2 separate regions of the Homo sapiens genome follow, and region 1 is linked to region 2. Evidence: chromatin loops called from intact Hi-C (ENCODE). Cell type or tissue: GM12878. All regions are shown on one strand. Links, peaks and the distances in the headings refer to the core of each region. The heading gives the core; the rest is flanking DNA.

What was found. A loop is a pair of places that touch in the nucleus more often than their neighbours do. Peaks named below come from ENCODE experiments on the same cell type or tissue, not always from the same donor. Only the 100,000 strongest peaks of a DNase experiment are listed, where the experiment ranks them.
Region 1: it touches region 2 in a loop (25-fold over the local background); 1 of 110 quality-filtered maps calls a loop at or near these places.

Annotation. Positions count from the first base shown.
Region 1 is chr15:95,310,828-95,315,222 of GRCh38, forward strand. All of the region lies in intron 1 of LETR1 (lymphatic endothelial transcriptional regulator lncRNA 1), which reads right to left. Among named protein-coding and RNA genes, the nearest start is that of LETR1, 14 kb to the right of the region's middle. In GM12878, for the core only: no CTCF peak of the experiment used is centred there; no DNase peak of the experiment used is centred there.
Region 2 is chr15:95,844,245-95,848,639 of GRCh38, forward strand. No RefSeq gene overlaps it. Among named protein-coding and RNA genes, the nearest start is that of LINC00924, 410 kb to the left of the region's middle. In GM12878, for the core only: no CTCF peak of the experiment used is centred there; a DNase peak (open chromatin) is centred at 2,667; H3K27ac peaks cover 784 bases.

The DNA of each region.
Region 1 (4,395 bases), core at 123-4,122, 530 kb before region 2:
GGTCTTCCTGGCTCCCTTTTAAAAGGACCTTTGTAAATACACTGGACAATGCAGTATAATCCCCCATCTCAATAACCTTAACTTAATCACATTTGCAAGGTTACTTTTTGCCAAGCAAGGTAACATATTTGTAGGTACCCAGGAGTAGGACTTGTACATCTTTTTTTTTTTTTTTTTTTTTTGGTGGGGTGGGGGGCATGATTCAACTCACCACAGATAAATTTACACACTATTATCTTTATCTTAGTCACAGGCAGGTACATAAACTAGGCTTTTTATTCTAATCTCCCTTTCCAGTTTGCTCAGAATTTTTGAGGATGGTTCCCAGAAAGGGAAGCAGAAGAGACACTGTTGTTGATGGCGTTATTAATACAGATTTTTCCAGGCTAAGCCAGCAAGCTATCTCTACCTGATCTCACCTCCTAGCTATTTGTCTATTCTCTTTTGCAAATGTTTCTCTCTGCCACCTGAAAATGGTAATTTTTAAAAATGTACTTGATATCGTTTGAATATGTGTCCCCACCAAATCTCATGTTGAATTGTAATCCCTCATGTTGGAGGTGGGGCCTGGTGGGAGGTGTTTGGGTCATGGCGGTAGATCTCTCATGGTTTGGTGCTGTCCTCGTGATAGTGAGTGAGTTCTCATGAGATCTGCTTGTTTAGATGTGTGGAACCTCTCCTCCTATTCTCTCTCTTTTGCTCCCTCTCTGCCACGTAAGATGCTTGCTCCCCCTTCACCTTCCACCAGGATTGGAAGCTTCCTGAAGCTTTCCCAGAAGCCAAGCAAATGCCAGCACCATGCTTCCTGTAAAGCCTGCAGAACTGTGAGGCAACTACACCTATGTTCTTATAAATTACCCAGTCTCAGGTATTTCTTTATAGCAGTGCAAGAACAGCCTAACACAGTATTTAATTTTTTTTTTTTTTTTTGAAACAGAGTCTTGCTTTGTTGGCCAGGCTGAAGTGCAGTGGCACGATCTCGGCTCACTGCAACCTCCACCTCCTGGGTTCAAATGATTCTCCTGCCTCAGCCTCCCAAGTAGCTGGGACTACAGGCGTGCTACCACACCCGGCTAATTTTTGTATTTTTAGTAGAGACAGGGTTTCTTCATGTTGGCCAGGATGGTCTCAATCTCTTGACCTTGTGATCCACCCGCCTTGGCCTCCCAAAGTGCTGGGACTACAGGCATGAGGCTCCACAGTAATTAATTTTAAGAAACTGACTGACTGACTTGCATTCTGTAGTAAGGTGCATCGCCAGCTCACAGTTTACTTCCCACTGGGTCCCAAAGGGAAGGAAGCCCCTGGACAGGGGAAAGGAACACACTCCCGTAGTGCTGCCCGTCATCTGCTATGTGTGCAATCCTTCCTCCTGTCATCAGTCTCTCACTTTGGCTTTTCTTATAACTTATCATTTAGTGGTGTATTTCTGTCCTGTTACTCAGTCTATTCTCTTGCATTTTGCTCCAATTTCATAAACACCAAGTCTTCTTGTATTTTACTGATTGAGCCAAACTGTTCTGACTTTTTCTCTGGTTCTGACAACAGAGCACATGCCATTTATCACAATTGCCATATACTTTTCTTTGTCCTCCAAGTTACAGTTGCTGTTGTTCCCTCTGTACTCTTGCTTAACCAAAGTGCCCTCCATCCAGAACTAGTATTGAGTAGAGCACTCTGGAGCACCACTCACTCTCCACTTGGGTGCTGACTAAAATCTCTTCTCAGAGTCTCAGCTGCTATCAGTTTCATGTCAATTACCCTAGCCCAATTCCAAGTATTTAATACCAGTGATCTGCTAGACAAAAATTGGATGTTATCCTAAGGCTACTGCCTAGTATGTGATAAATTAAATTTATACATAAAAACTACGCCCCATAGAATTTACCTGTCCTGAAGGACTCTTCTTGTAGGGACCGCATCTCCCACAGTGACATTTGCTAAGGCGATTCCCCACCAATGCCACACAGTTATCCCATTACATGTACTCGACAACACCTGTGTCTGCTTATCTTTTTTTGGAAATACACAATTCCTAGCAATGTTAAAAAGTTAACTATTAATCAAGAGGAAATAGAAGGGAGAAACTAAATTCTGAGAGCCTCAAAGAACCTGCAGGTACATAGTATGTTCTTAATCAGCCTAAAGGGTGATTCTCATGGGAGGCAGTCAGGGTGGAGAGTTGAGAGGGGGCTGGAAGAGCACAGAAAGCATCTTTTAATTTAAACTCTGATGGCACAGCACAGATGATGGATTGATTTATCTCTTCTGGCTGCTTTCATCAATACTCCAGTTAGTGGAAATTGTTCCCAATTTGGCAAAAGTTTGTCAATGCTAGGGTTCATTTTTAACTTTTTCCATGACTTCATGGGGGGAAGAGTATTATTTAGATGGCATTTTAAACCAAACTCTTTACACGTGATTTCTCTTCAAGGAAATGCTATGCAACACATGAGAGGAAAGGAACATGGGACAAGCAGAAAGAGAAACACTATGTTAGAGTGAGATAGCAGGCAGCTAGGCTTCACCAGGGAATCGGTCATGGGTGCTGAGTCTTATTATGTAAACTAGTTCAACGCACCTCAATAGGCAGCTTCAGATTCTGCATACTTCCAAATTTATTTGTATTCTGGTAACAGAATTGATTTAAAGTCTTTGGGTTTGCTTAGTTCTTTCTGGCCCACCTTCCTTTCCAGGTCAAAATCCTTCTCTCCACAACTAAAGTCACTTGTTCCCAGTAATTCTATCCTCTGCTTTAACTGGAATATTCCCTAGGCCTCTTTATCAAGTCCACTGTTTTCCCCAACCCTACCCCACAATGACATATTCTAAGTATCTACTCCTGTTTCCCAGTCATTTCCAGCTGGCTTATCTATGGGCACTAAACATCCTCCTAGTTGCCCCTGAAACTCTGCAGCCCTCAGGAAATCATCCTGCTCTTGCCATTAGTTCTATTAAAAGCTTGTTTTTTGGTCTCCATTTTTGTTCCACTTTGTTTATTTTCATTTTTTAAATTTTATTTTATTTTTTCAGACAGGGTCTCACTCTGTTGCCCAGGATGGAGTACAGTGGTGCAATCACAGCTCACTACAGCCTTGAACTACTAGGCCTAAATGATTCTTCAGCCTCGGTCTCCTGAGTAGCTGGGACTATAGGTACATGCCACCATGCCCAGCTAATTTTTGTTTTGTGTTGTTTGTGTAGAAACAAGGTCTTGCTGTGTTGCCCTGGCTGGTCTCAAACTGAACTCCTGGCCTCAAATGATCCTCCTGCCTCAGCCTCCCAAAGTACTGGGATTATAGGAGTGAGTGAATCACTCTTCCAAGAGTTCCTATCCTAAACAGGCAAGTTCTAGTTCAATGCTTGTTACAGGACCAACACATCAGACACCTTTTCTAATGACTCTTCCAAAAATCAGCTCATTTACATTGTTTGGGGTTGCTTCATTCTGTTTTCCTCCAGTAAATATATAATGTTTATGGGGGAATTATTTATTTATTTGCTACAGTCTTCTTAGATTTTGCTTAAATTATTGAGTAAAACCAAGCCAACCCTACCTACCGGGGAAGAAAAGAGCTTTACCCTCCCTCCCTAAGCCTGTTGGATATGGAGACCCTGGCCCCTTCCCAGCCCCTGCTAGATTGGTCTCATGTGCCTCATTTTTGGCTTCTCACAGTCCCCTTCCTCAGCTTCTGTTTTTCTTGGACTTCTTCTTCCCCTAGGAACAGGATACAATCACCACAGCTCTCAGTGGGCTTATAGTTTCCAATAAGTTCACAAATACTCTAATTTTATTTGATGATTTCATAAAGAAGCAATGGGGTTTATAGTTCTTTGCAAAAGTTGTTTTGCATACCCAAGGTATGTTTGCAAAGTGTATCTGTTTCAAATAAACAGATAAAGAGCTATTCATAATAGCTACTACTAGTTTCCACCTCTTTCTTAGGTGGTAAAGAGCCCTTCTGGTTCACACTGTACTCTAAGACTCAGTTTCTGAAACTCAAATCTCCTTAATTTTGGCATGGGGAATAAAGTCTGCCTAAACTTGCATGCTAGATGCTGAATTAAGCTACTTGGACTAAAGCCTAAAGCAGGATCCTAGGCTTGGCAAGATTTACATACACTGCCATCCAGAAACTGCTTCCTAGTTTTCCATTCAGGTACGGGTTCCTGGATCATGTACTCTAATTTAACTGTATGGAAGGGACTCCCCAAAAGCTTTCAAAGAATCTTTTCCTGAGCTCCAGATAAATGCGAAATAACACTGTCACACTTTTTGCATGCTCTCAAACTTTCCAGAGAGTCAGAGATGGACATTTAGCAAGCCACCCTTAAGGAATGTGGGCTTCCCACAACCCAGAATGATATTTCTCCAGTTGGTACAACAAGATGAAG
Region 2 (4,395 bases), core at 263-4,262:
CTTGCCTTTGAAGAGACTCCATATGCTTACATCCAATTCACCTTGGAATAATCTATTCTCCTCCATGGGGCTGGTTTCCCCAAGGCAATTGCATATAAATAGCAAACAGATTGTTTTCATGCAGTTACATGGAAAGTTAGACTGCATGAACTTTGTTATGCATGGAACCCAGAAGAGCGGGTGTTACGTGATATCACTCGATTATTTTTACTTTTTTTCTAGCTAAAAATAATATCCTCTATTTTCTAAGCTTCTTCCCCCACTCACAGGTTTTATTCCTCTATGGGAGGCCTTAGGTTAAAACAAAAAGTCATGCTAGTGGTTAAGGCATCAAGTATGTATGCTTCTGAAATAAAAGCTGGCAGTGGCACCAAGGGATTTTATAAAACCCAGCTGAGTCCTTCCAGAAACTTCCATGCAAAATTTATGGGAAATGGAAACACATAACCTGAGTAATTGTAACCAATGCAAAATGTGTGTTTTAGATGCCAGTAGACACACAAATGTTCTTCTGGGAAATAAAAAAAAGTAGTGGGGGTTTGGGGATTTGGGGGCAAGTGAGGATTGTTAATGGGTAAGAAAACAATAGAAAAGATGAATAAAACCTAGTATTTGATAGCACAACAGGGTAACTACAGTCAATAATAATTGTATATGTTATAAGTTAAAGAGTATAATTGGATTGCTTGTAACACAAAGGGTAAGTGCTTGAGGGGATGATACCCCATTTTTCATGATGTGGTTATTATTTACTGCATTCCTACATTAAAATATCTCATGTACCCCATACATATACACACCAACTATGTACTCACAAAATAATTTTTAAAAAAATAAAAAGAATTTAGCAGCTTAGTGCATTTTTTGTTGTTTCACCCCCATTTTCCAGTAACTACTTTATGATTTCATTAATTATTAATTTGGCCAGAGACATTGGAAATAGGGCATTTTACACATTTAAAATGTACTTATCTTTATTTATAAATCTGTTTATTTTCTCCTGTCTTTGGTGACAGGAGAAAATAAAACCTAAGACTTTTAAAGGATCATAAAGAGCATAAAAGTGACTCAAACAAAAAAAGGTCAATAAAAGAGTGAAATCAATGTTCACCGCTCAACCTCCCGTGGATGGTGAGTTCTGTCCTCGTGTTGAGTTTAGGACATCAATGACTGAGGCAAAACACCACATCAAGTTATAATCTCCTGACGACTGAATGATCAAATTGTCTCTCTTGTTAGGAAGTTTGTTACACAGTTACAACTGACTTTTTATTCTGTTGGCGATGTGAAAAGTTGACAAGTTTTTGTGAAATGACTCCATTCTACCACACAAAGCAGTTCCTGGGTTTGTTCTTCCTCTCTTAATCTTTCTCATTCTATACTTCTCACTAAGATTTTTCCCCATAGAAATCTAATTTTCTTTTCTGCAGTTTCAGATGCTGCTCCACTGACAACCATGGGGCTCATTTAAATATTTAGCAAGATTATAAAATGAAATGGGGTGAAGCTGACAAATCACACCCAGGAGAGGGCGGGGAGAGTCGTTAAGTCAAACACAGACGTTAATAGGAACCCCTAATCTCTTAGCCTGTCCCCTTTTGTGGAAGGAGGTCAGAAGCACTTGGTCCCCAGGCCGGCTCCCTAAAGACTCTTAACAAGCAGATGTTACTGTAACATGCTCAGGGAATCAAGCATAAATATGACCCTTGACCCCGGTTGTCAGCTGATCCACTGAGTCTCTTAGAAATATACTCTTAACTTTTCTAAACTCCCACTCTTTCCCACCATCCCCCTCCGTTTCGCCCGGCGCCTCCGCCTCGGGTTTCTATGCCTGTGTCTCCAGCTTTGGAGCTTGCACAGTTGCTCTCAGTGTGACCTTTCTCTTCACAGAGGTCAAAGGCCCGAGACCCTAGGCTGGCCTCTTTTCTTGCTAAAGGCCAGCTGATGAATCATTCCCAACTTGAAGGGAACAGAGGAGAAGGGAGGGCTCTGAAGGCCTTTTGAGAGAAACAACTGTGGCCTATACATCAGCACTGATGCTGTTCTGACACTTTGAAAACTCACGTTCCTCTCTGGGAACCACAGGGAGAAGGGAAGAGAGGAGGGACAGAAAGGTCTCCCTCACTAGGATAGAATAAATAGGAACAAGAACACAACACCAGGCTTCGGGGTTGTGTAATGGGACACTGTTCAGGAGAGAGAGAGAGAAATATAAACACTCTTCAACACACACGTACGAATCCTCCCTTAGGTTTCAGTTTTCAGGGTCACATTTCACAAAACAAGAAAAAAAGTGTGTGCTTTTCCCCCACTGCAATGAGTTTGGTCAAGAGGATTTTGATGAACTATTCAGAATTTTCTTGCTTGTAATTTAGAAAAATATTGGTGATTTAATTTTTAATAATAAATTATGTATATATGTCTCCTTTAAGACAAACCCATCATGGTAGAATGGGGACGGAGGGGTTGGAAGCTATGACAGCTGCCTAAATTACCTAGAAGGCTTGAGATTCTTTATTGCTCTATTTTTTCTATATATAATGTTCTGGTTTTGACTTTTAATCTGTGAGTGGTGGGTATTTTACCTGCAGTCATTTAGAGAGTCTTCAGTAGCCTACAGGAAAGGTAGGGTTTGAGAATGTCACTGTGGGGCACAAAATGCAGGAGGCTGATTCAGCTGACTGTTCAGGCCCCAGCGTGAAAGAAGCCCTAAGACAGTTCCCACGAGGAGCCCCAAGGGAGCCACACTGCTTGGACCAGGACCTGATTTTGCAGTTTGGAATCCACCAATTTACAGGTCGTCCAAGAATTAATTGTTGTGATTCTCTTTCACCTTTTCTTTCTTTTTCTTTCTCTTTCTTTTTCTTTTTTTCTTTCTTTCCTTCCTTCCTTCTTTCTTTCTCTCTCTCTTTTTCTTTCTTTCTTTCTTTCCTTCCTTCTTTCTTTTTTCTTTCTTTCCTTCCTCCCTTGTTTTTCTTTTTCTCTTTCTTTCTTTTTCTTTCTTTTCTTTCTTTCTCTTTCTCTCTCTTTTTCTTTCTGTCTCCTCTCTTTCTTTCTTTCCTTCCTTCCTTCTTTCTCTTTCTTTCTTTCCTTCCTTCCTTCTTTCTTTCTTTTCTTTCTTTCTCTTTCTTTTTCTTTCTTTTCTTTCTCTTTTTCTTTTTCTTTCTGTCTCTCTCTCTCTCTTTCTTTTTTTTTTTTTGTTTGTTTGTTTGTTTTGCTCTTATTGCCCAGGCTGGAGTGCAATGGCGCGATCTTGGTTCACCACAACCTCCACCTCCCGGGTTCAAATGATTCTCCTACCTCAGCCTGCCTAGTAGCTGGAATTACAGGCATGTGCCACCACACCCAGCTAATTTTGTATTTTTAGTAGAGACAGGGTTTCTCGATGTTGGTGAGGCTGGTCTCTAACTCCTGACCTCAGGTGATCCACCTGCCTCGGCCTCCCAAAGTGCTTGCATTACAGGTGTGAGCCACTGCGCCCGGCTTCTCTTTCACCATTTTAAGAAATTCAAAGAAGAACTAAGGAACAAGCTATGCTCTCCAACATAGTGCGGGTTTGGAAAAAAATTTGATTCATATCGTCTTATCAAAACTTTTTAAAAATGGCCTTATATTAGGCTTTGCTAACGCCACATTTCTTGCATTAAATTGACTTTAGTAAGATACAAAATTAAAAATAGGAATATTTCCATTTGCTTAGAAAATATGTTAATGAATAGAAATGCTCTCGCTTCCTTGCTTTTTCTTTCCTTCCCTTTTTGCTCCTTATCTGTTTCGTTTTGTTGTTGTTGTTGGCGGCGAGGAAGTGATCAGGGCATTGACTAAATACTGGAGATACTGTTTTCTAGATAATAGTATTAAAAAATATAAGCTGAGAGAATAAAGAAATTATTTATGCTCAGAATCTCTATTACTGGACAAGGCAGCCCAGAGATGATACCTCTTCCTAATTTCTATTATGACTTTCCATTGCTTTCATCTAGGTTCTTAAGATTTTATGTACAAACACCCAAACACTGAAGGTTATGTTCCCTTGCTTCTTCGATGGCATCTAACTCAGGACTTCTCAAACTTGGCTGATCATCAGAAACACTTGCTCATTTCTAAAACATGCATATTTCTGGGCCAGATCCCATTTTTATTAAATAATTATATCTGTGGATTTTTCTAGAGAATTTATGTACTTTATACATTATCCAGGTGATTCTTTTTGAAATTAATTTATTAATTATACTAAAGCACACATTAATGGTGTGCAAAAAGAGGTTTTGAAATATGTATACCTGTGGAATGGCTAAACCTAGGTAATTAACATATGTGTTATCTTACTTGCTTATTTTTTGTGGTGAGAACACTTAAAATTTACTGTTTTTCAAAAAACGCAATATGGTACAT